3 separate regions of the Mus musculus genome follow, and regions 1 and 3 are each linked to region 2. The links are chromatin loops, found by intact Hi-C in ENCODE. Cell type or tissue: heart. All regions are shown on one strand.

Region 1 (8,000 bases), 910 kb after region 2:
ACTGTAGAAATGTGTGTGTGTGTGTGTGTGTGTGTGTGTGTGTGTGTGTGTGTGTGTGTGTGTGTTACAGAGGGTGTAGACTCCATATTTGAAGTGTCACAAAAGGAACTGATTTTATTACCTAAAATATGGTAGGGCTGAGGACAGTTCCTCATTCATTGGTTCAGAGCGCCACCTGCTGGAATCCTTGGTAATGTTTACCTTCCCAAACAAAATCTGAAATTTACATTAGAAAAGTCAATGCTTTTGCCTCTAGTGCTTTCTTCTGTGGATTCTGACTTTCAGTTTCTTTTAGGTACCCTTTTTTATTCTTTTGTATTTGTGGATTAAATGTGTTCTTTTCTGACTTGATCTTGGTCTTTAGTGCAAAAACTGTATCTTGTTTAAATGCATTGCTGTCTATAAACCTCATTTCTGCCTTGTAAAAGGAGAGGATAAAATGGAAAAATACCTGAAATGGAGAGCATAGGAAGGATATTGGTGGCTACACCTTTATAAGTCACAGATAATGCAAAATCCACCTTTGTAAATACTAATTGATGTCATTAAGCAATTTCTTGAATTTACATGTTTTTGAGTACCTGTTTCCACCCCATTTGAGCACACTAAATGCACATCTGTCAATCCCCTGTCTAAGTTGGTTCTTAAATAAAATAGCTTGCTGTGTATGATTTGATTTGATTTGATTTGATTTGATTTGATTTGATTTGATTTGATTTGATTTTATTAAGACAGAGCTTTTCTGTGTAGAATAGTCTTGCTTTGAATTCATGGACATCATCATACCTCAGCTTGCTGATTGCTGGGATGACAGGCATGTGCCACTGCACCTGGTATATAATTTAAAAAATGTTTTATTTCAGGTTGCAATACATTTTTAATAATCTTTGAAATTAAAATATAATGACATCATTTCCCCTACCCTTTCCTCCCTCACTTCTTTTGCTCTCCCTCAAATTTAAATTTATGGCCTCCTTTTATTTAATACATAGAACAACACAGTGAAGTTTATATATATAACAGTCCACAAAATATATATGTTGGTATATGTGTGTGTACATTATGCATACACACACACACATATATGTGTATATATATATATATATATATACACACACATTATATATGTAACTTTTATGTATATAATTTCAGGATTGATCACTTGCTATTAAGATACCAAGAGTATTTCTAGGGAAGACTATTTCTCCCACTCTCAGAATTCCTTAGTCACCTGTAATTTTTATCTAGGTTTGAGGCCTCAGGAAGTTTGCTGTAATTCTGTGTCTCCTAGAAATGTCAGAGACCTTGCATCCATGGCTCATCTCACCAACATGGCTGCCTAAACAAGACCTGAAGAACATCACCAATAGGCATGCTAACATGGAAGTGGGAAACCTTAGAAGGTATCAACCCTAGAAAGCCGTCAATCTTAACCTGAGTCCACTGTTAAAAACCTTTCTCTCACATCTTTAGGTCATGTAACTGAAGTGTGTTCAATTTCTAATTTTCATTAAGTCACTCATTCCTTCAATGTTTTTTTCAGCCAATGAGAGATCAGACATAGCTTATTCTAATTATTTTCTTTCCTATAGTTCAGTCAATAACTCTAATGATCACTGTAAATATACAAATTCAGGCAAATCCATGATTTAGAGTATTGCCAGTATAAAATATTCTGAATAATGCTACAAGGGAAAAGTGTGACCATTTACTTAACCAGTATTTGTGAAGTACCTGAGTTGGGTCAGAGTCTGAGAGGCACTAGGGTAAGGTAGGCATGAAGCAAGCATGACCCTGGACCTGACTGAGTTGATGTAGTATGGAAGACAGGTATCATTCAGTCACCCCAGGGCATGATGGGGAATATATTATACTGGAAGTGGAGAGAACTTTCTAGAAGTGACAGGAACTTAGAACCAGGCACTGAGAGAGAAGCTTAATGTTAATAGACAGATTGGGATAGGGACAAGGGCTGACAAGCTCTTTTAATGGGTTTGTTTTAAACCCCAGGGCACATACTAGCAACTAAAAGTATATTATGTGTCTGTATGTGTGTGTGTGTGTGTGTGTGTGTGTGTGTGTGTGTGTGTGTGTGTGTGTGTGTGTGCATGGGTGTGTGTGCACATGCACGTGTGTGCACGCATGCGGATGTGTGCATAGCTGCCTTCCTCCCTGTCTCTGCGTCTCAGTGTCTGTGTGTACATGTATATTCACATGCAGCAGGGAAAGTGACTAATGCTCAGATTTATAGTTCAGAAAGATTCCTCAGGCTGGATTGTGGAGAATGGCTGAAGGGAAGACAGGTTTTGAGGATCATTTTAAAGATAATGAATTATCAGATATGGAGTTGGGCAGGGGAGAGGAGAAGTGAGTCTGAAAGGCATTTCAGATGTTGATTGGATAAGACTTGGTTGAAATAGACTACCGGAGGAGGAAAGCCTGAGTGGGTAAGATTTCTAGCTTCTTGACTTGAGCAAATGGGAAGTACGGAGTATTGTGAGAAAAGGGGGCTTCGTCGTGGTGTCTAGTGAAGAAGGCCACCCCCATCATAACAACACTGAATCTGAGGTGTCTAAGAGGTGCAAGCAGATATACCTGGAAACCAACTGGGTAAATGGGGCTTCAACTCTAAAGGGAAATCTAAGGCAGAGATCCTGGTAGAAAACAGTCAAATGGCCGAGAGCAGATCGATGTTTTAAAAGTGGTCAAAAAATATTTGGAGTGAGGAAGAAAGACTGTCTCAGAAGGAGAACAAGGAATGCCTCATTTTAAAAACTGTTCAAATAGAAGTCAAGAAATGACACTGGCTGGAGATGCTGGGGAAACTAGAAGGTCTGCTGTCAGACCTGGGAAGCAAAGCCGGCAGGTCCTGTGAGACCGCTCCATGCAGAGAGGAAGTTGGAGCTTGGAAGAAAAAAGGAGGCATGCGCGCGCGTTGTCAGGCCTTCTGTAATGTAAGGGATGGAGAGTTGAGAACTGGTAGGGGAAGTTTCCTTTTCCCTTTTGGAACAGAGAGGAGAAGAGGAAGTTGAACCCCTACCAGAACATTAGTTGACAGGCAAGGTGTAGGCTCCCCAACTTGATGTGTCCTGCTTCCCCCTTGAACAAGGGGAAAGTCACCAGCCTGGTGTGTGTGTACAGTTTATTTAATCTATTCTTCCTGGGACAGTGAAACTCATTTTCTTCATTCCTAAGACAGATAGGTCGTCTCTGTCAGTTTCTGTTGTATCTCCCTTCCTGTTGGGTGCGCTTAGATTTCTACGCAGCAGTATCTTTTCCTGTCTGAAAGTATTTTGTCGTGGAAGTCAATAGTTCTTGATGAGATTTAAAATCATACATATAAGTGCTTTCAGGGCAAGGAGCTGGTAAGAACATTTGATTCTGTAAGGTGAGAAAAACTGATTTGGAATTTACAGAAAGGCTTGTAAGAGGTATTGAAAAGACATATATGTGCCAGAAGGGGGTTTTAAAAGCAACTTACAAAGGGGCAGGGCGCAGAACCAGGGAAACTTACATTTTGTTGTGCGTTTTGATGTATAGTGCTCTTTTCCATGTTCCAAAATCGTTTCATAAAATTTACAGCTCTCATTGTCTTGGTCCGTTCAAGCTACTATAACATAATACTGTGGGCTGAGTTGCTTATGGAAAGCAGAAATTTATTTCTCATAGTCCTGGAGGCTGGGAAGTTCAAAGCCAGTGATTTAGTGTCTAGTGGGGTCTTGCTTTCAGGAGTATTGCTGGACCTTCAGAATAGTGGAAAGTGAGCAAGTCCTCTTTCTTATGTACTCTGATCCCATTAGGGATCCCGGAGGAACCAAAATCGCTGAGTCATAGGCTACACTGTTCAGCCTCACAGAATTATGCCTTGTTCCTTTAAAGCTATCCCATCGACTTTATATTTTCATTGCTGAAAATACCAAAAACTTTCCTTCCCAAAAGGTTAGGATTTGAACATATGAATTACTGGGTGACACAAACATTCAGACTCTGGTAGCTGAGGCTGACCCTGGTGGTAGCCCTTGACTCCTGCTGAGGAAGGAGAGCAGAGGCTACCCAAGGGACCACACATATATTTAATATATGTAGTGGAACAAAATGTTCAGAGACAAGCTAACAAGATAGTTCAGTGAGTCAAAAGACTTGCAATCAAGTGTGATGACTTGTTTTCAGACCTTGAAACCTGTGGTGGATGGAGTGACCTGGCTCCTAAAAGTCGTCCTCTAACCACCACAGCTATGCTGGCATCTGTGCTTCAATGCTCATATGCATTATACAGGCATAGCAATAATAGGATTTAATTAGTATATACATAGACCCAAGTTGGTGAGGGCATAAGAACAATTTAAAAGTGTAATTACAGACATAAATACGTCTGATCCTACCAGTCAGCTTAAAATGAGAATATTTCCAGTTTCTTTTGAAGTCTTTGGGCTCAAATTTCATCTCTGCCTTGGTCCCCAGGGTAACCAGCCATTTTCTTAGCACTCCTCACAGTTTTATCTTTATACAGTTCTTCCCAATTTATAGTCTGCTTCATTTTGCATATTAATTTTATGCGGAGGGAACACATTCTTCTCAGAGGTTCTTTTGCTTCTTTCATTATTACATTTTTGAGATCTACTCATGTTCTTGGATGCCCTTCAGTTTATGTTCATTGGTGCATAATACTCTGTTATAAATATGCCACAAAATTTATGAATGAATTCCTTTTAAAGATTGATTTTATTTCTGAGTTTTGTGTGTGTACTTGTGTGTGTGCATGAGTGTATGTGTTTATGTATATGTGTGTGCATGTGTGTATGTGTACATGAGTATCATAGAGTATCAAGAAATGGTGTCTGACTCTACCGTTAGTTGTGAGTCACCCATATGGGCACTGGGAACTGAATTTACGTCTTCTGCTAGAGCCATGTGTGCTCTTAGCTATGAAATCACCTCTCCAGTCCCAACATTAACACATCATGCCTTTGATAGACAGGCCATTTATTTACAGGCAGTTGTTTGGTTTTGTTGTTTCATTATAAATAATGTTGCTGGAATATACTGGCTTCTCCTAGATTGAGTTATTTCAGATTATAAATAATTCTAATCCAGAGCACAGGATTACAAAGTCATAGGTTATATTCCTACCTAGCTCTTGTCAGTAGATTCTTTATTGCTTTTCAGAGTGATTCTGCCAACTGTAGGTTCCATCTTCATTACTGACCATACTGAGACTCTGTGAAGTGCAGGCATTGCTGTCACCCGGTTGCCTCCTGCTGAGATGGCCACGGTGCAGGAAAAGCATGGAGATGCCCAGGCTGGAGACATGTTGGCATGCATCCCCCACCACCTCGTCCCCCAACCCTCCCTCCTGTACCTGCTATCCCTGACTTCCATTTTCAGACAAGAAATATTTCTTACCACTTGAATATGTTCGAAAGCTTCAGAAAGAGGGAAATATTTCTTCTAAGGAATTCAAAGTCAGAAGCAGCAAAGAAGGGGATGTTTCTAAGCTTTGAGGGGTTTGGGTCTTTGTGGAGGGGAGGGAATTAATTTGATAACCATTTGCTCAGTATTCCTAGTCCCAGAGTTGAAATGCTTGGTAGCCTGGAATTCCTATAGCTATGGTAGGACCAGCTAAAAGAACCACCCGGGTTTTTTTTTTTTTTCTTTCTTTTTTCCATAGTCTATTCGGATATGGATGTGTGCATATTATTTACCTAACATTTTGTGTCCTGACATTCAGGTAGAGACTTCCTCCCATTTCCTAAAGCATGAACACCTGGTATCTCTACCTTCCGTCTTCCCTCTTTCCTTCTAGAGGTCAGATATGAGCCTCCAATCCTCACAAGAACCCTGGAAAATTGTCCCAATGTTAGCAATGAACAAACCGAGGTTTAGAGACCGTGTTGATGTGAATTGGAGAGCTTCTGGATGCAGATCTGCCTGGCGCCATCTGTGTTTGTCCCCTCTATCTCTCCCAGACTATCTATTCTTATTCAGTCGTTTGTGATCACGGTACCATGAACAAATGTTTCATACTATCTGAGCTTTGCATTAGGAACGATAGTAAACATTTATTAAGCCATAAAGATTGCAACATGGACTTCTCCCATTCTGATAGGAAGAATGTTGTGGGCTTGCAAGGATCTCTTTTCCCTTGACACTATGATTGTTATTGTTTCTTTTATATTTGTCTCCTAAATCTACTCTCTCTGGTTGAGCACAAGTTTCACTTACTATATAAGCAGTAGATGCCTGCAGTTGGGTAGGTTTTGGCTATAAAGCTTACTCAGGTGTGTAGTCTATCTGTCATTTTCCTTTTATCCGGCTTTGCTGGCATGCTGCATATTTATTCCCATCATGGTCCGGATTTTCAGTGGAAGCTTTCACAAGATGTGCTGTTACCAGCTCACAACATACTCAGGTTTTGCGGTTCCTCTGGGAGAAACAGTCAGGCATGAATGCACAGCCAGCATGCCAATGCCCTGCTCCCTGCGGGCCCGCTGTCACTGCCTCCCAGGCTCTTTACCTCTCCAGTCACACCTCACACTGCTAACAGGGGACTTACAAAAAGAGAAGAGGCATTGTTCAAAGGTAAGAGAATCACCAGGGCATGGTACCTCATGTCTGTGATACCAGGAATCAGGAGGCCACAAAAAGAGGAGCCAACATGATTTCAAGGTGAACCTGAGCTACATAGAAAGACCTTTTCTCAAATAGTGTGTGTGTGTGTGTGTGTGTGTGTGTGTGTGTGTGTGTGTGTGTGTGTGTGTGTGTGTGTGTGTAAAACAACAAAACAGTTCCTAATACAGTGTGGACTTACATTGCTGTATATTTCAGAATCAAAGCCTGGACTCTGACAAGCCTAGCAATCAAGGATCAGCCATCTTTTCTATAAACAGCAGTTAAAGACACAAGCCGTAGCAGAAGCCAGAAAGGAGATTTATTCAGCAAGACCATCGTGGGAAAGTAAACAAAGGAGTCCAATAACACTCATGTTTGTCTTTGCCAAACTGACAGGAGGTTTAGGTTTAAATTGAGAGCAAGAGGTACAGAAAGGGAAGCAGTCCTAGTCAACGTGTGGTCCTGCCTATCACCTACTCGTTGTTGTCTAACCCCTAATCTGTTCTGCAGGGTGGTCCAGAAAAGGCAAATTCCTCCCCTGTTGAGCATCAGGGCTTTAGCCTTTTCCTTTCCCTCAGCCTGAGATTCCTAGGGATTTTTTTTTTCGAGATACAGTTTCTCTGTATAGCCCTGGCTGTCCTGGAACTCACTTTGTAGACCAGGTGGCCTCAAACTCAGATATGCCTGCCTCTGCCTCCCAAGTGCTGGGATTAAAGGTGTGCGCCACCATCACCTGGCTCCTAGGGATTTTTTTTTTATTTTATTGGGTATTTATTTCATTGACACTTCCAATGCTATCCCAAAAGTCCCCCACATGCTCCCCCCCACACTCCCTCACCCACCTACTCCCACTTCTTGGCCCTGTCGTTCCCCTGTACTGAGGCATATAAAGTTTGCACGACCAATGGGCCTCTCTTTCCACTGATGGCTGACTAGGCCATCTTCTGATTCATATGCAGCTAGAGACATGAGCTCCGGGGGGGGTACTAGTTAATTCATATTGTTGTTCCACCTATAGGATTGCAGATCCCTTTAGCTCCTCCATTGAGGGCCCTGTGATCTATCCAATAGCTGACTGTGAGCATCCACTTATATGTTTGCTAGGCCCCGGCATAGTCTCACAAGAGACAGCTCTATCTGGATCCTTTCAGCAAAATCTTGCTAGTGTATGCAATGGTGTCAGTGTTTGGAAGCTGAGTATGGGATGGATCCCCGGATATGGCAGTCTAGATGGTCCATCCTTTCGTCACAGCTCCAAACTTTGTCTCTGTAACTCCTTCCATGGGTGTTTTGTTCCCAATTCTAAGAAGGGGCAAAGTGTCCACACTTTGGTCTTCATTCTTCTTGAGTTTCATGCATTTAGCAAATTGTATCCTATATCTTGGGTATCC
Region 2 (8,000 bases):
TGGGGACAGGCAGTGTCTGGATCTGTGAGACTGGCTTTCGGACTGTGTTTCCTGGGAGTTTCAGGGATGTCCCAGCAGAGCAGATGGACTTGTGCTTTCTGACGGCCCTAAGTTGCTTAGTTGCTTGGTGAAATCAATTCCGATTGTTCCAAGCTGACTCTCCTGATCTCCCCTTTCTGCCTTTGATCCTCCCAAGCTGTCTGCCTCGCTACATCGTCCCAGAATGCCTCCTCATGGCCCTGGCTTCATAGTGCAGTATGTGGGCACAATCACAGTCGTGATTTGAACTTCTGTGTGGACGGACGTACACTTGTCTGTGTTCATGGTTACATTTAGTGTGGGCTTCTTGCCTTTTCAGAGCCCAGGAGATCAGACTCTCCTTTTCAGGCACTGCATGTAGGCAGGTCTGATATCCCTTAGGTTTGACCTTGTAGGTGGAGGGCAGGTCTATAGGAGGTGTGTTCAGGACACAGGAAGTCACAGAACTGCCACTCTGGTCACCTTGTTTTGAAACACTGCAGCTTTTCTGGACCTCCTAGGGAAGTTGGTTTGTACAACATGCTGCTCCGAGTATTCTGGCTAGCAGACATGAGGATTGTTAGCTGGTGACATTTCCTGAATGGAATCAGAGATTGTGCTCAGTGCCCTGAACATCAGTGGATTCTAATGGCAGCGTTCAGCGGAGAACGCTCTGCCTTGGTGGACCCGGCTTGATCTCCTAATAGCTGCTTGATTTTGGAAAGAAGGTTAACGCCAGTGCCTTCATCGGTGATGGATTTTGGGGAGGATTAAATATGGTGACAGTGTCTAATATTACATAGCTCGTCTTCAGTGCTCAGCCTTTCTGTCTTCGCTCTGGAGCTCAGAGATCACCACGATGAAAGCTCCTATCTTGTGGGACCTGGAGGAGGCTGTGGTCTGGGCTCTGCTCGGCTCAGTGGTCTGGGCTCTGAGTAAGGTGAATGAGGAATCCTGCAGGTTTGAGGAAGGGTATTCTGTTAAAGATTTACCTGGGTGGCCCATTTTTATCTCCTGGGTGGGGATTATACACCTAGACTTATAAGTAGGCCCACCCATTCTAAAGAAGCCACACCCCAGGGACTAACTGAGAGATCACTGACGACTAAGCTCAGTAGCTACCCTAGATCTATGACTCTCATCTTTCCCGTGGCTTCAAGGAGCACACAGGCTGAGTTTCTGCTTCAAATAGGCCACCCTAGAAGTAGAGTGGAAACAGCTTGGAGGAGTGGGTGGTACCCAGGATTGCTACTATCACTATCAGGGATGGCTGGGGTAGGCCGAGTGCTGAACAGGTACATCATCTGGGAGCTATATTTGCCTGTCCTGTGAATTTTAGAAAATACCACTCGTTCACACCAAAGGGCAAAGTGAAGATGGGCAACAGCTAAGTGTAGGGGGTACAGAGCCAGTGGATAACCCTGGTGAGAGACACTGCGGGGCTCTAAGGTGGAAGATGGCAGGGAGGGAAATACTAATTCTTAGGAGGTGGGATCTGCAAGATGTAACAAGTCAGTAAATGGCAAACGGCGACAGGAATCCAGGTTGAGCCAGGCTCCTCTTCGGGCAGCCTGATGCATGGTGGTTGGTGCAGTTCACTGATGTAGAAGAAGAAACGGAGGTGATACGTTATCAGATGAGGGGTGGGGCCCAGATTGAGTGTAGGCTTCTGGTTTCAAAGATGCATCTTACTTATTTGTGTAACAGCCTTTTTGTGAGCCTCCAGCGGTGCCAGGTGCTACACACCTCCCCTGCATCATCTCCTGCCTTCCACCCCATCCCAGTTTCTCCCTCTCTTATTTTGACTGAGGAAACTGAAATTGACAGGTTGAGTAACTTGTTCAAAGGAACATGTGGCTGAGCTGGGCTTGTGCCTGGGTTCTTTGGGGCTGCCAAGCAAGCACCTTACTCACGTAGACTGCACTGCTAGGGATGTTTCAGGCTGTCAGGGTGCCGGGTTCCCTCAGAGGAGGGTCCTGAGGGACTGGGCGAGCACATCTCAGTCAGCCTAGTGGTCTGCTATGGACCATGCTGGGAATGAAAGGTCTTTTTTGTGCTGTGGTGTGTGGCTTTGTGGGGCTGCATGTGGTCAGTCAGCTGGGGCGTAGAGGGGCTGGGCTGGGCTGGGGAGGCTGCTGACGCTGCTGCCTGCCTGGGTTGGACTCTGGCCACTCTAAGGCGCTTAGGCCGCTGATAATAGCTCTGGGAGATTACAGGTTTTGGTAGATGAGGTATGGGTCCCTGGGAGGGCCCCAAACACAGCTAGCGATTTCAGGGACAGAGTCCTCTAAAAGCAGTAGTATCCCCAGAGAACTTATATCTTGGTCTTAAAAAGTACCCCAGGGATGGTGAATCTTGTAGGAGACCAAATGCTGGTTCTTCGCTCCTTCCTCGAACGGTCCGGGAAATACAGAGTATTTCAGCACAACATTTAGTCCGCTCAAGAAGCCTTGAGTGTTTCTGGTCTTGTCTGGGTCTCAGCTAAACATAGCATTCTGCCCTCAATGGCCTCATTTCCTTCTGCTGCTCTGGAGACCCTCACACTTGGATGACAGACCTAGGCTATTCTCAACCTCTGGGAATGACCAGTGTGACCAGGACTGGAAAGCTTTTACAGAGCCCCTTCCTTCATTCAACACCCTTGATTCAGGACTTCCCTCCTCACAGGACGAGTCCGGCTGCAGACAGGAGCATCTCTCCAGATTGAGGGGCTCCGGGTGGAAGACCAGGGTTGGTACGAGTGCCGTGTGCTCTTCCTGGACCAACACAGCCCTGAACAGGATTTTGCCAACGGCTCCTGGGTGCACCTGACAGTCAATTGTATGAAGTTGGGGAGCAGGTGGTGACAGTAGGGGGAGAATGATGGGGACCCTGGTAGTGAAGGGAATGAGCGAGTTCTGTGCCCTACCCATCCTGGCATGTGCTCACCATGCTAGCTCATTTACGGCTTGCTTCTTACCTCTGCCCTCCCTCACACCCTCAGTTCTTCAGATAAAATCCAATCAGCCCATAGGCTCTGAGTCGGGAACTTTCACTCCTTGGTCAAGGTCATAGTTAAGGTATATTGGGCCCTGAATGATGCAGCTCACCCGTGCATAGTTTCTCCCTCTCCACTAGAAGGGAGGCAGTTGTAATCATTCCCATTTCATAGGTGAGACTGAGGCAGAGAATCAGGTAGAGGTAGTGTGATGAGTCTAAGACCCGCCCCTTCTGATTCCCAGACTTCCCTGGGCACTCGGCTCTGGCTCTCCCCCTAGTTCCCGTCATGCAGCCTGTGTTCAGCTGTAGCAGTGTTGGGATGGTCCTGGTAGACAGGTGACCCTGGGCTAGTCCCGTGTACCCCGGGAGCCTCCAGCTCTGAGAGGAGTTCTCCGTGGGTTTTGAACTCTGCTTTGTGGGATGATAGCCTTTCTGGCAGCCCCTGATGCCTCTTTCCCTCACAGCGCCCCCTCAGTTCCAGGAGACACCTCCCTTAGTTCTGGAAGTCAAGGAGCTGGAGGCGGTTACCTTGCGCTGTGTGGCCCGTGGCAGCCCTCAGCCTTATGTGACTTGGAAATTCCGAGGACAAGACCTTGGCAAGGGCCAGGGTCAGGTGCAAGTGAGTGGGTCAGCTGGATTGGGAGGACCAAAGGGGAAGAAGGCAGGAGAGGAACAGAAGCCAAGCCCGGGGATGGGTCGGAGGAGGGAGGGGTTTTCCATCGGCTTCCCCGAGGTTGAGGCGCTGTCTCCCTCTGCTGGCCAGCTCTGGAACTGCAGGGTCTGAGGCTGACCAAACAGGAAGGGCCTTTCCTTAAAGATTCCTTACCTAGGTGCAGAATGGAACACTGTGGATCCGTCGGGTGGAGCGAGGCAGCGCTGGAGACTACACCTGCCAAGCCTCCAGCTCCGAGGGCAGCATCACCCACGCCACCCAGCTGTTGGTGCTAGGTGCACTTTGGTGGAAGGGCAGGGGAACCGGGCCACCTATAGTAGAAGACATGATCTCTACGGGGGTGAGGGTGGGGTGAGGGGGTGAGTACACGGAAGATTGGGAGGAGGCTCATATTTGAGGGACCCCTGTAGGGTGAGAGAAAGGATGAAGAAACGGTCAGCTTAGTGCCCAGCAGTGCATTACAGTGGAAAGGAAGGGGTGCTAAGGGTTAGCCCATGAATCGTGGGACCCTCCTGAGTCCTGGTTTTGTGATCTCAAAAAAACAAAACAAAACAAAACAAAAAAAAAAAACCCAGAGGTTCTTATCAACCTCTCCCAGGACTTTGACATATCGCCCATGTGTGCTGAGCTCTTCCTTTTGGAAGGAAAGGCAAATGAGGCACGCGAGGCAGACATCCATCTTCATAGCGCCTGTGGGCGAGAACCGATTAATTGATGGCCCACTGCAGTATCGTTCTCCTTGGTACTTGAGAAGTACAGCCCTGGGTAATACAGTTAAAGCCAGAGACCCTGACATGAGGAAGGCCCACCAGGAAGTCTCACCTCCCTTTCTGACCTCCCTGGACCCTCCCGCACATACAGTTTCTCAGCAGAAGGAATCAGGGTGGGTAGGCTTGCCTGCCATGCCTCGTGAAACAGGGCTGACTTGGAAAAGCGAGTGGCCTCTGGAACAGGATGGGCTTTTATCACACATCCCAATTCGGGTCCTTAAGGTCCTGTAGCAACTTGGCCCATGACTACAAAGGGCAGAACCAGGAAGAGGTGTAGAAAGGCCCTGAGGGTTCTGGGAATTCCGGAATGGGCTGAGGACACCTTTCTGCCTTGGTACTTCTCCCAGGACCCCCTGTCATTGTGGTGCCCCCCAGCAACAGTACAGTCAACTCCTCTCAGGATGTTTCCTTGGCCTGCCGGGCTGAGGCATACCCTGCTAACCTCACCTACAGCTGGTTCCAGGATGGTGTCAATGTCTTCCATATCAGGTAGGGCAACCTATCTCTTGGGTAGTGGAGGCAGGGGATTGATGTGTAGTCTCTGGGAGAGCTCCTTGTCTAAGGACTAGGTTCCTCCTCACACATACCATATTGCAGCCGCTTACAGTCTCGAGTGCGCATCCTGGTAGACGGGAGCCTGTGGCTACAAGCCACTCAGCCTGATGACGCCGGCCACTATACCTGTGTTCCCAGCAATGGCTTTCTGCATCCACCGTCAGCTTCTGCCTATCTCACTGTGCTCTGTAAGTCCCCATGCTCCTTCCACAGCCTGCTCCTCCGCACTGAGACAGACTGATGACCTTGTCCTCCAACTTGTCTCTGCATTCCTCCAGACCCAGCCCAGGTGACAGTCATGCCTCCCGAGACACCCCTGCCCACTGGCATGCGTGGGGTGATCCGGTGTCCGGTTCGTGCTAATCCCCCACTACTGTTTGTCACCTGGACCAAAGACGGACAGGCCTTGCAGCTGGACAAGGTACAGGCTTGTGACAGGGGATGAAGGTCTTGGCTAGGTGTTGTTTTTGTCAGAGGGCCAGCTGCAGCTCAGCGGGAGGCTGAGTTTAATTCAGCGCTGTGGTTGGGAAACATGTTTCTTACCAGATGCCAGTGTTAGGCAGTGACTGTGGAGGTGAGAAGAAGTATCCATTTCCCCAGAAGAAGTATCCATCCTTGGAGTGTTGCCTTGAGGCAGAGCTGCCACAGAGACTCTGCTGTCAGGCCAGGGAAGGAACAAGGCTTTTGTTTTTAGGTCCGGTTGGGGATAGACCAGTAACAGATCCTGGGCCTTTGGTGAGGTGGTAGGTCTTGAAGAGTGAGCTGTCATTCCATGCAGAAATCCCTTTGCAGAGGCCGTATAGTGTGCTGACAAAGTGATGAATCGGGCAGTGAGGGGGAGCCGCAGCTGGCACCTGTAAGGACTTGAGAGGTGTAGAAAAGGCTGGAAAGACAGGTTGGGTCCTAGAGGAAGAACTGCGTGCCAGCTTAACATGACCTCATTCCGAGTTGATTGGGATCTTTTGTTTGTCTGAGGAGACTATAAATTCTTTGAGGCATCCTGTCTTTCCAACTGAGAGTCTCTGGGGCTGTAAAGTTGTAGCACTTGGTGAATGTGTCATTGAAAGTTTAAAAAAAAAATCAGCAGTGAATTTTGGCTGGCGGTGGTGTTGTGGTGTTAGGACCGTGGTTAGGAGTTGTTAGGAGCAGAGCCCCAAGGCTGTGAAGTGGCCAGTGTGAGTCCAGGTGAGGGGTTACTCAGTCTGAACCAGAGAGGGCCTGAAAACAAGACAAGACAGAGCCAAAGCTTTCCTGCTCGGTCCAGAATGACAGACAAGTTAGATGCAGAGAGCGAGGGGCCACGCTTCATCTAGGAGAAGGGGAGGTTTTCTTATAGAAGTGGATTGGGAGATGCAGAACTGAGCAACGGAGTGCCGAGAGGGACAGTCAGAGTATCCACATGGCTCAACTCGAGGGAAGCCATTCACACTATTCTCTGTGAGTGACACCAGAGCTGTGTTGTCACCGTCTCACATCCCCTGATGGAACAGACAGAAGTGGAGGACCAGAGTCCAGAGAGAGGGTCAGGCCAAGACCCAGAGCCGATGGGTTGATTTCCTGAAAAGAGTTTCCTGTCTCTCCTCCTCTCTCGAGTTGCCTCTCCCCACCCCAGCTTTGCCTCTGTTAAGTTTCTCTCTCTATTTGTCATTTCCTCTGCCCTCTAGTTCCCTGGCTGGTCCCTGGGCCCAGAAGGTTCCCTCATCATTGCCCTGGGGAATGAGAATGCCTTGGGAGAATACTCCTGCACCCCCTACAACAGTCTTGGTACTGCTGGACCCTCCCCTGTGACCCAGGTGCTGCTCAAGGTGAGGCCCACAGCAAACCTGCTGTGGTACGGCCAGGTGGCTGAATGTGTGTTCTGAACCATGTCAGCAGGGTGGAGTGAGGCAGAGAGCTGTGGGAGGGGCTCCTACCGTCTGTTTCTTGCGGTGGTCATAGCAACAGCCAGCAGAATACACAGAGATGATACTGGGCAGTAGGACATCAGTCACGAACACATTCACGAAATGAGATATCTGTCTCGTCTCAGTCCCACAGGGAATAGAGCAAAGGGGAGAGAGAGCATGATCTGTAGAGATTCAGCTATCTCAGAGAGTCCTGCTCCAGCCCGCCATTACCCAGCAGTCCTACCTGCTGGGGGCAAAGACACAGAACTAAGAGATGGAGAAGGAGACTAAGACATTATGACAGGCACCTGGGAATGGGGGACACCAAAGCTTAGAGGTGGAAGAGAGGCTGTGAAAGAGGCCCCTCCCAATACAGATCTGGCCTGCAGGCTCCCCCGGCTTTTATAGACCAGCCCAAGGAAGAATATTTCCAAGAAGTAGGGCGGGAGCTACTCATCCCGTGCTCCGCCCGGGGAGACCCTCCTCCTATTGTCTCTTGGGCCAAGGTAAGGCTCCCTGGTCCTGACTCAGCTCTACCTGGGTCCGTGCCCACTCTTTCCCTGGCTGTGTTTTTGGAAAGGAGGTTCAGGTTTTCACAGGCAACATGGGGAGGGGCACAGGTTACTTGGAGAGATGAGTGGCCCCCTTGGTGAGGGGTGGCTGCCTGTGTCTTCAGGGCTGACCAGTGGTTCTGTAGGTGGGCCGGGGGCTGCAGGGCCAGGCCCAGGTGGACAGCAACAACAGCCTCGTCCTTCGACCCCTGACCAAGGAGGCCCAGGGACGATGGGAATGCAGTGCCAGCAATGCTGTAGCCCGTGTGACCACTTCCACCAATGTATATGTGCTAGGTTAGTGGCCCGGGAGGGGGCTGGGGCTGGGGAGCCACAGGGAGATGGGAGTATTGTTTTGGGGGGTATAGATGGGTTTTGTGGGTATGGGATTCCCCTAAGGTAATGGGTGGAGAAGAAAAATCTCCAACTTACTCTTCCTTAGCCCTACTTCAGGGTCCTGATCACCCTTCCTCCCTCCATTCCCCCTACCCAGGCACCAGCCCCCATGTCGTCACCAATGTGTCTGTGGTACCTTTACCCAAGGGTGCCAATGTCTCTTGGGAGCCTG
Region 3 (8,000 bases), 140 kb after region 2:
CCCAAATCGAATTTGGTTATTCTGGAAAATAGCCCCTGTAGGCTCATAGGGAGTGGCGCTGTTAGGAGGTGTGGCCTCGTTGGAGTAGGTATGGCCTTGTTGGAGGAAGTGTGTCACTAGGGGTGGACTTTGAGGTTTCAGGAGCTTAAGCCAGACCCAGTGTCTGCTCTACTATTCCTGCTGCCTACTGTAGAACTTTCAGCTCCTTCTCCAGTACCAAGTCTGCCTTCATGCTGCCATGTTTTTTTGTTTTTGTTTTGTTTTTTGTTTTTTTGTTTTACCATGATGATATTGAACTAAACCTCTGAACTGTAAGCCAGCCTAATTAACTGTTTTCTTTTATAAGAGTTGCTGAGGTCATGGTGTCTATTCACATCAATAAAACCCCAAGATAGTCATGTCTATCTCAAGCACGGAAACCAAGCCTGGACAAGGGTGGAAGCTGTTTCAGTTATGGCCATCAGCAACAACTCATTGGGAAAATAATCCTTCTGAATGAAGAAAGTCAGTGTTGCTTAAGACCTAGCTGGAGAACAAGCCTGGGAAGAGTTGGGAACCTGGGAATAACTTGACTTCCAGACATTGGTTGAAAAGGTGGCAATATGTGAATTGGTCCTTGTTCCCTTATTATGACATTATATATGCAAGATCCAAAATCTGTTCCTCTTCTTCCAGAGAAAATGAAACCCAAATGTTGGTCTGTTGCAGTCTATCAGTGGGGCAGGTTTTGTTCCCATTGGGAATATGTGGCCGTGTCTACAGATATCTATGGCTGTCATCACTAGAGGGGTGTGTGACTAGCATCTGATGCATACAGACCAGGGACACTGCTAAACATTCTACCGCCTAGAGTCCCCGTGACCCCCGATCATCCAGCCCCAGTTCAAAATATCAAGAGTGCTAAGAATGAGAAGCCCTGGTCTGATGCAAATGTCAGGATGCTTCTCAGATGGAGGAGGAGTGCTCCTGGCACCAGCGTCGGATGTAATGGGGATGGGCCATCGCTAATGAGTGCCCTTCTGTTGGTAGGCAAATACAGAAGGAAGTGTGATGGGAAGGCAAAAGGTCTGGGGGCCATAAATGAGCACACACAGAGCTTCAGGCTAACCTCTCAAGGTAGAGAGAAGGAGAAGGGCAGAGTTTTTCATTTGAAGTCAACTCTTACTTATTTAAAAGCGATTTCCTTAAGCACATAATTATATGTTTATTTCCCTAAGGAACTCTTGAGGCAGAGGAGACCTGCTTAAATTATGGGGAGGGAACAGCACACAGGGCTTTAATGGGGTTAGAAAAATTTTCTGTCTCCTTCAAAGGAGCCTTGGGAGGAAGGTAAGAGCAGATTCCGCTCTGGCAGTGCGGAGGACACGCGGAGGAACAGACAGCAGAAAGGGCGAGGATGGGTCACATAGCACAGTCGAGCAATACTGGCAAGGGGAGGGCACAGCCCCTCACCTCCTTCTGTGTGGGTAAATTCTGGCAGTGAAAGAAAAGAGTCAAGGAAACAGGCCTTTTCCTCTCTCTGGGTTATGCCCTCCTCAGGAAAACACAGACATACACACTCCCGCGGGAGATGGTCTGGTTTGAATCATGGGGCAGAAGTGGGAGGGGCAAGGTGGATGGTGTGTCCGTCCTTTGTCCTTTTCCCATCCTTGAAGCCTAAATGCCTGGGACCTTGGAGTTTCTTCTCTTTGGCCGATATATCCCCCTGGGTGGGTCAGAGAGGATCCAAGGAGACAGTTAAGGAATGGGCCCTCCAGATGAAACAGAAAAAGGATTTCAAATGAGGGCTCTTATATTTCTTGCTTAAAAAGCCTTTTGTGTAAGAGTGAGCTGGATAATGTTGAGTTAGGGGCACAGGGAAGATGGAATGAAGTACAGGGGAGGGGCTGGTGTAGGCCTAGCTCTGGTCTTTGATAGGAGAGATGGAGGCTGTAGGGGAACTCTTGACTGTCCTGCATCTGGGATAGTTGAGGTAGCCTTTAGTGTCCATCGAGTGTGAAGAGAATGTCATTACCCTTCTCCAGAAGGCAGGGCTCCTGAGAATAGGAATCATGGCTTTTCTTTTTGCTGAGTTGGTTCCATCTCTAACAGCACCTGGTTCACACAGACACGCAGAGTCTCCCTTACTCAGTTCAGCCTATTATGGAAGATAGGGCATGGATTCAGACTGCCATTATGGAAGAGTCCACTGGGCTCATGAATGACACTTATCTCATCTCTCAGAAAGTCTAAAGTGTGGCGCTTGCGGCTGGGTGGAGTCCAACAGGGGAGACGTGAAGATAACACCTGAGAAACATGGCCAAGATTCATAGTCCCAGAGTTATTTATTTGATCACTTAATATCCACTCTAAAACCACCAAGACACAGTTTCAGCATTCGTTGGTCTGAGGCTGGGGACGACATAGGGGTTGGAGGTGACAGATGAGCTGAGTCACCTGAGGCTGGTAAGAGGTGGCCAGCCCTGGTGGGGGGAGGAAGGGGGAGGGAGAGAGGGAGATTAAGAGGGAGAGTGGGAGGGGGAGACCAAGAGAGAAACAGATAAGACAGAGAGAGACCTCATCTGTAGCACGATATGCAGGTCTTCTGTACCCTGAGAGAACAAAGGTGGCTCAGGTAGGACGGATGACCCTACATAAGGGGTGATGTCAAGGGGGCACTGCTGGTGTAGGAGTGCAGCGGCCTGAGGCTGCTTGGAGGCCATGTGGCCAGGGACATGGGTCTCCTTCACTGACCAGTTCTCCTCTATCACATGTCAGGGAACAGCACTTAGAATCCCATCATCCTCAGGATGACAAAGGTGTGTGCTGGAGTCCTGGCCTATCCTTCTGTTTCCCAGAACTGTGACCGGAGGCCTTTCTGAACTCTAGACACCTCATCCAAAGAACAGAAGTGGTTTTTTTTTTTTTTTTTTTGTTTTTTTTTTTTTTGTCTTTTCAACCACCCAGATGTATTGGGAGTGCTGTGTACATGCTATGCAGCGGTGATGAGTTCTTATCAGTTATTACCTCATTTTTGTGGGGTCTCGGCCATCCTGCCGGCCACGTTATGGCTTTGGGGAAGGACTACTTTTGTCCAATAGGAGTCAGAGGGACCTGAAGGATGCAGTACTTTAGTTCACTCCCCTTCCTCCCTGGCCGCAGGAGTTGGGGAGGGGGAAAGGCGGGCTGTTGAAGTCCTCATTTTGTTCGCTGGTAGAACTGGAAGACGGCCTTCTCCTGTTCATACGTCTCAATGGATCCTGGTCGCAGGCGCCGGATCTCAGCAATGGCATCTCCTGCGGCCAAAGCCCGCTCCTTCACCAAGTAGCAGGCTAGCATGGTGCCAGTGCGGCCAAAGCCTAGGGCACAGTGCACTCCAACAGCCTGTGAAGTGGAGACTGATGGAGTAGAGTCCAATGCCCTCCCCAATACTCCCCTGTCCTCACCCCACACATCACAGGCTCTCCAAGAAGTGACATCAAAGCTGTGGGAGGACAGGTGACTAGGAGGCCTCTGGAATGGCTGGTTCCAACTTGGGCTCTCAGCCTACATCGCCTGGCCTCTATCCTGTGCTGTCTTGTATAGTACATCCAGCCACTTGTGGTGCTATTTTTCCTGAAATGTGTCAGTCCAAACTGAGCTGAGGTGCAAAATACTTACCAGGCCCTGAAGATGCGGCATGAAAAAGACTGGACATGCCTCATTAATAATTTGTTTCATATTGATTCTATGTTGAAATAATATTTTTGACTTATTGGATTAGTACAAAATTAACTTCACCTGCTTCTTTTTCATCTTTTTCGTTTTTTGTTTTTGTTTTTTTTTTAAAACGTAGCTGCTAGTAAAATTTAAAATTACAAGTGTGTCTCTATGACATTTGGACCTCTAGTAAAAGGGCTTTGAACTGATTCCGTCTGACATAGGCGCTCCCTGGACTCCTGGAAGGATTTCACTTGACAGTACTCTCTCTCCAGCCTACTTGGCACCACCTCTCCTAGCAGCATAGTTGACTTTAGTCAGGGAGTGGGTCCATCTAGCTCCCACCCCACTTAGCCCTGTCACCCCCGCCCCCAACCCCAGGCTCTCCCACTCTTTTCGGACTCCAGCTCCGGCCCCGCCCACTCATTTCCTTCCAGGCCCCGCCCTCTCGCTCTGGCTCACGAGCGTGCTGACCTCTCCCCGGGCATTGGCCTCGTCCACGATCTTCACAAATTGGTCGATCTGTTCCGGGGACGGCGGGCAAAAGTCAGGGATGCGCATTCGGTGCAGCGTGAGGCCGGGACAGCTGTCACTGTGAGGGGGTCCGCGCTCCGTCAGGGACACCAGGTGCCGCACACCCTGGTCCAGCAGGAACTGGTAGTGCGCGGGCAGCCGGGGCAACGCCAGTCCGGCCAGCCGTCCCGGAAGCACCCAGGAGAAGTTGGGGGGTTGCACGCCCATCGTGGGGGGAGTTTACTCAGGGCGAGGCTGGCCTTTCCTACTCTGCCGGGAGATTGGGTCACCCCCCCTCTGGGGCTGGATTCCGTCCCCGCTCAGCACTTGCCCTAGCGGGCCACGTAGTCTCTTGGACCCTCCCCCGTGACGCTCCTCCCCACCCAGGGTTGGCTGAACAGCGGGGGCGGGGCTAAGACGGCTCCAAGGCAGGCAGAGAAACCCTACAGCCCAACGGACGCGAGCAGGGCACTCGTTGATAGGCTGGGTAATCAACAACAAGCGTGATTATTGCAGCGGGGAGTGAAGGCACTAAGGAAGCCTGGAACCAATTAATTGCTCCTGTAGAGAAAACAGCCCAGGGCTGGGCTCTGCTGCTCCCTGGTGGTGCGTTGGAGCTACTGCATCGTGGGCCAGCCGCCTAACGGCCTGGTCTCTTCATAGTTTTTATACAAGGGGTTTAAATAGTGATAGAAAAATCTACTTCTGCCTGGGCGCGGGTGTGAGTAGGTAATCTCTTCAATGACCAAGCAGTCATGGTTGCTGTCTTCTTGAGTTCTTGAAGTAAGAGGGAACTACTATGTCCCAGACAATAGAAAGTTTTATTTTTCTACTGCCGACAGTAGTTAAAGGATGGGGGGTGGGGAAATATGTGGCACTGGAAATGGTACTCAGGGTAATATAGTAACCACTATCAACAACATAAGGGTTAACAACATTTAAGCTTTTGCTTTGTGTTAGGTACTTGTGCAAATACTTTTTATATATGTTAATTAATCGCCATAAGGTAGGTGATCACAGTAACCCCATTTTAGAGATGAGAAAACTGAGGCACCGAGGAAGCTAAGGAAGATACCATTCTCCAGAATCTCTCTCTCTTTTAAAAAAATGTTTATCTTATGTATATGAGTGCCCTGTAGCTGTCTTTAGACACACCAGAAGAGGGCATCGGATCCCATTACAGCTGGTTGTGAGCCAACTTGTAGTTGCTCAAATTTGAACTCAGGACCTCCGGAAGAGCAGTCAGTACTCTTAACTGCTGAGCCATCTCTCCAGCTCCGAAATCTTGTTTTAAAAATTATTATTATTTTTATTTTATGTACATTGGTGTTTTGCTTGCATGTGTATCTGTGTGAAGGTGTCAGGACTCCCGGAGCTGGAGTTACAGACAGCTGTGAGCTGCCGTGTAGGTGCTGGGGATGGAACCTCTGGAAGAGCAGCCAGTGCTCTTAACTGCTGAGCCATTGTTCTGTCCCCCTCTCCAGAATCTTTTAATGGCACACTTTCCTACAGTCATCCAGGAAATGACAGTGTTACACAGCCATCTTCACATTCTTCCAAACATTTTGTGTTTAAAACCCTGGGTATTTTCTTAACCGGGGGCCTAGGGACATACTGACCTAAGCCCACAAGACCTGGGTATGAAGACATCCTACCCTCCCTTGGTTGCTGGTCATTAGGGTGAAAATCTGGGCCTTGGGAGCCATAACAAGCCAAGATGGGCTACTTGTCTCTTCAATGGGCCAATTAAATAAACCTGCTAGTGAAAGCGGGAGGTGGTTTATTCAGTGTGCTACATTAGTGAGAGAAACAAGGAGGTCCAGTCCCTACCACCCAAGTCTATCTTTAGGGTCCTGGTATGAGGATTAGGCTTAGGTAGAAGGTAAGAGTTATGTATAACTGAGTGTTCCTGGTCAAGGTGTGGTTCTCCATGCCCCCCTTCACCCTAGCCTCTGCTTTCGTCTCTCATACAAGGAGACAAGTTCCCCATCTCTCAAACACCAGGCTCCCAGTCTTTCCCTTCTCCTGCGTGAGGCTCTCGGGGGAAATTCCAGGATCGTGGAGTCCATTGTTTCAGCAACCGGGCAGCGGGAGGGCTGTCCACGGCATCAGCAAAATGGAAGGATTTCTCCTTTCCGAGGTGGATTGCCTGCTCTGGCTCAGTGGGAACGAACCTTGACGGCAGACAGCTGTGTCTGGAAGTAACATTTCCAGGAACTGTCCGTGTGGGCAGATCACTTCTTGGGTTCTCTGCTTTCTCTGTCTACCTTCCACGTGTCAGGGAAGAACTTTCCACGTCTCTCCTCGCCCTTCCGTGCACGTCTCTTATCTCCTTCCTATCCAGCTCCAAGCCTGTCTTCTCCAGTGGGAGGCAGACTCTCTTCTCTAATGAGCCCCTAGGCTGCTCTCAGTGTGTCCTCTCTCCTGTGGGTCTCTGAGGCTGAAAGGTCGTCCATCATCCTCCCTCCTACGCAGGCTTGCCTGTGGAAAGGCCAGTTAGCTCCGAGTGAAGACTTGCTCTCCCTTGTCTGCTCATCCTTCATCTTCTAGAGAGAGAAGGGCTCAGGGTCCATGTCTGAGCTGTGTCCCATTGCAGGTGTCTCCTTTAATTTTCTGTCTCAGCTGAGGGTTTCTGTAAGAAAAGCCACTGCTGGGCTCCTGGCGAGGCTTCCTGCAACCTCGGCAGTCTCTTACACATTATCTACAGGATCTTTCTTGTCTGTTTAGGGCTATCTGGGCCTCAGGAGGGTTTAGGCTCTGTGTACTCTGATCTTCCCACTGTGGAAGTTGCTTTGTTGAGCCAGAGTTTCCTGTTTTTGTTGGAACTAAGACTGATTTGTTGAATCTTTTATTTTTACCAGCGTCTGGACATAGTGTTCAAAAGTGTTAAGTAAATGGACTGAAAAAATAAAGAGAATGCATTGGCAAGACGTACTTCAAGACACTGGGAGTCTCCAGGGTGTCTGTGGATTCTTCAGTTGCATGGGGACTGTGTTGAATATTATGTGTAACTTCTTTTAAAACTTCATTTTTTTACTGTAATTTAATTCACACACTAAAACACGAAACAAATACACACCCCAGTGAATTTTTACATGTGTGTACTCACACACAACCTCCAATTAAAATAGATAAGGAACATTATCCTAGACTGTTTATTTGTTGAATTTATGCTTTTATTTTTCTGAAAGGCTTAAATTACAAAAAAAACCCAGTTTCATACAGAGTATTGTAATTATATTTGTCCCTATGTTACCCTCACATCTCCCTCCTGCAGCCTCCCCCTTTCGTGTCTCTCCTTTTAAGGAAGTGATTCTGTCTAATTACTATTTTCATAAAGGGAGCAGGTTTCTTGGTCTTTATTGGGGACAATCTCTACTGCGTGCATCTGTATTGATAGATAGTATGTGCATATGTGTGTATGTGGGTATGTGTGTGGGACATGTTTTGGGGGAACAAGAAGATTTGGGTAACTTCCTCAATTTTGAGGAATTTTTGACATACTTGGGGGGATTTAGACACAGATATAATTATTCTCAGAATATGTAATAAAGTACTAAGCCTCTCATCAAAGCCATTGCCAATATCTGACAATCAGATAATATACAGTCAAAAGCTAATTGTGCAATAAAACTAACAAGCATGAAAGAAGTCGGTGGGGGCGGGGTGGGGAGGCGAAGCTGGGGCTGGAACCACAAGATGTTTCTAAAGGCACACTCTTCCTGTTCTGTTTAGTTTTCTGTTTATTCAGAAGCTCAACAGAATGAGTCGTCATGACCAAGATGACTTATAAAATGAAACATTAGTTC

What was found. Hi-C counts contacts between places; a loop is a spot of excess contacts. Peaks named below come from ENCODE experiments on the same cell type or tissue, not always from the same donor. Only the 100,000 strongest peaks of a DNase experiment are listed, where the experiment ranks them.
Region 1: it touches region 2 in a loop (4-fold over the local background); 6 of 42 quality-filtered maps call a loop at or near these places.
Region 3: a loop joins it to region 2, with 4 times the contacts of the local background. A loop is called at or near these places in 5 of 42 quality-filtered maps.

What each region holds. Positions count from the first base shown.
Region 1 is chr1:173,398,630-173,406,629 of GRCm38, forward strand. It overlaps a transcript of Aim2 not described here. Among named protein-coding and RNA genes, the nearest start is that of n-TRtct5, 12 kb to the left of the region's middle. In heart, a CTCF peak has its summit at 201 (motif pointing left); no DNase peak of the experiment used is centred here.
Region 2 is chr1:172,486,828-172,494,827 of GRCm38, forward strand. Igsf9 (immunoglobulin superfamily, member 9) reads left to right here. Exons shown (of 21, transcript NM_001145800.1): 4 at 2,686-2,838; 5 at 3,462-3,616; 6 at 3,828-3,945; 7 at 4,788-4,929; 8 at 5,038-5,183; 9 at 5,274-5,416; 10 at 6,660-6,800; 11 at 7,271-7,387; 12 at 7,579-7,729; 13 at 7,926-8,000. Among named protein-coding and RNA genes, the nearest start is that of Igsf9, 8.6 kb to the left of the region's middle. In heart, a CTCF peak has its summit at 3,757 (motif pointing left); DNase peaks (open chromatin) are centred at 3,134 and 3,784; H3K4me3 peaks cover 654 bases; H3K27ac peaks cover 771 bases; H3K27me3 peaks cover 1,443 bases.
Region 3 is chr1:172,628,464-172,636,463 of GRCm38, forward strand. It overlaps Dusp23 (dual specificity phosphatase 23), which reads right to left and starts at 4,511. Exons shown (of 2, transcript NM_026725.2): 1 at 4,153-4,511; 2 at 2,306-3,363. The coding sequence starts at 4,419. The coding sequence ends at 3,178. Gm35601 (a long non-coding RNA gene) reads left to right here and starts at 4,517. Exons shown (of 5, transcript XR_001779542.2): 1 at 4,517-4,678. In heart, no CTCF peak of the experiment used is centred here; DNase peaks (open chromatin) are centred at 4,148 and 4,598; H3K4me3 peaks cover 1,955 bases; H3K27ac peaks cover 1,768 bases.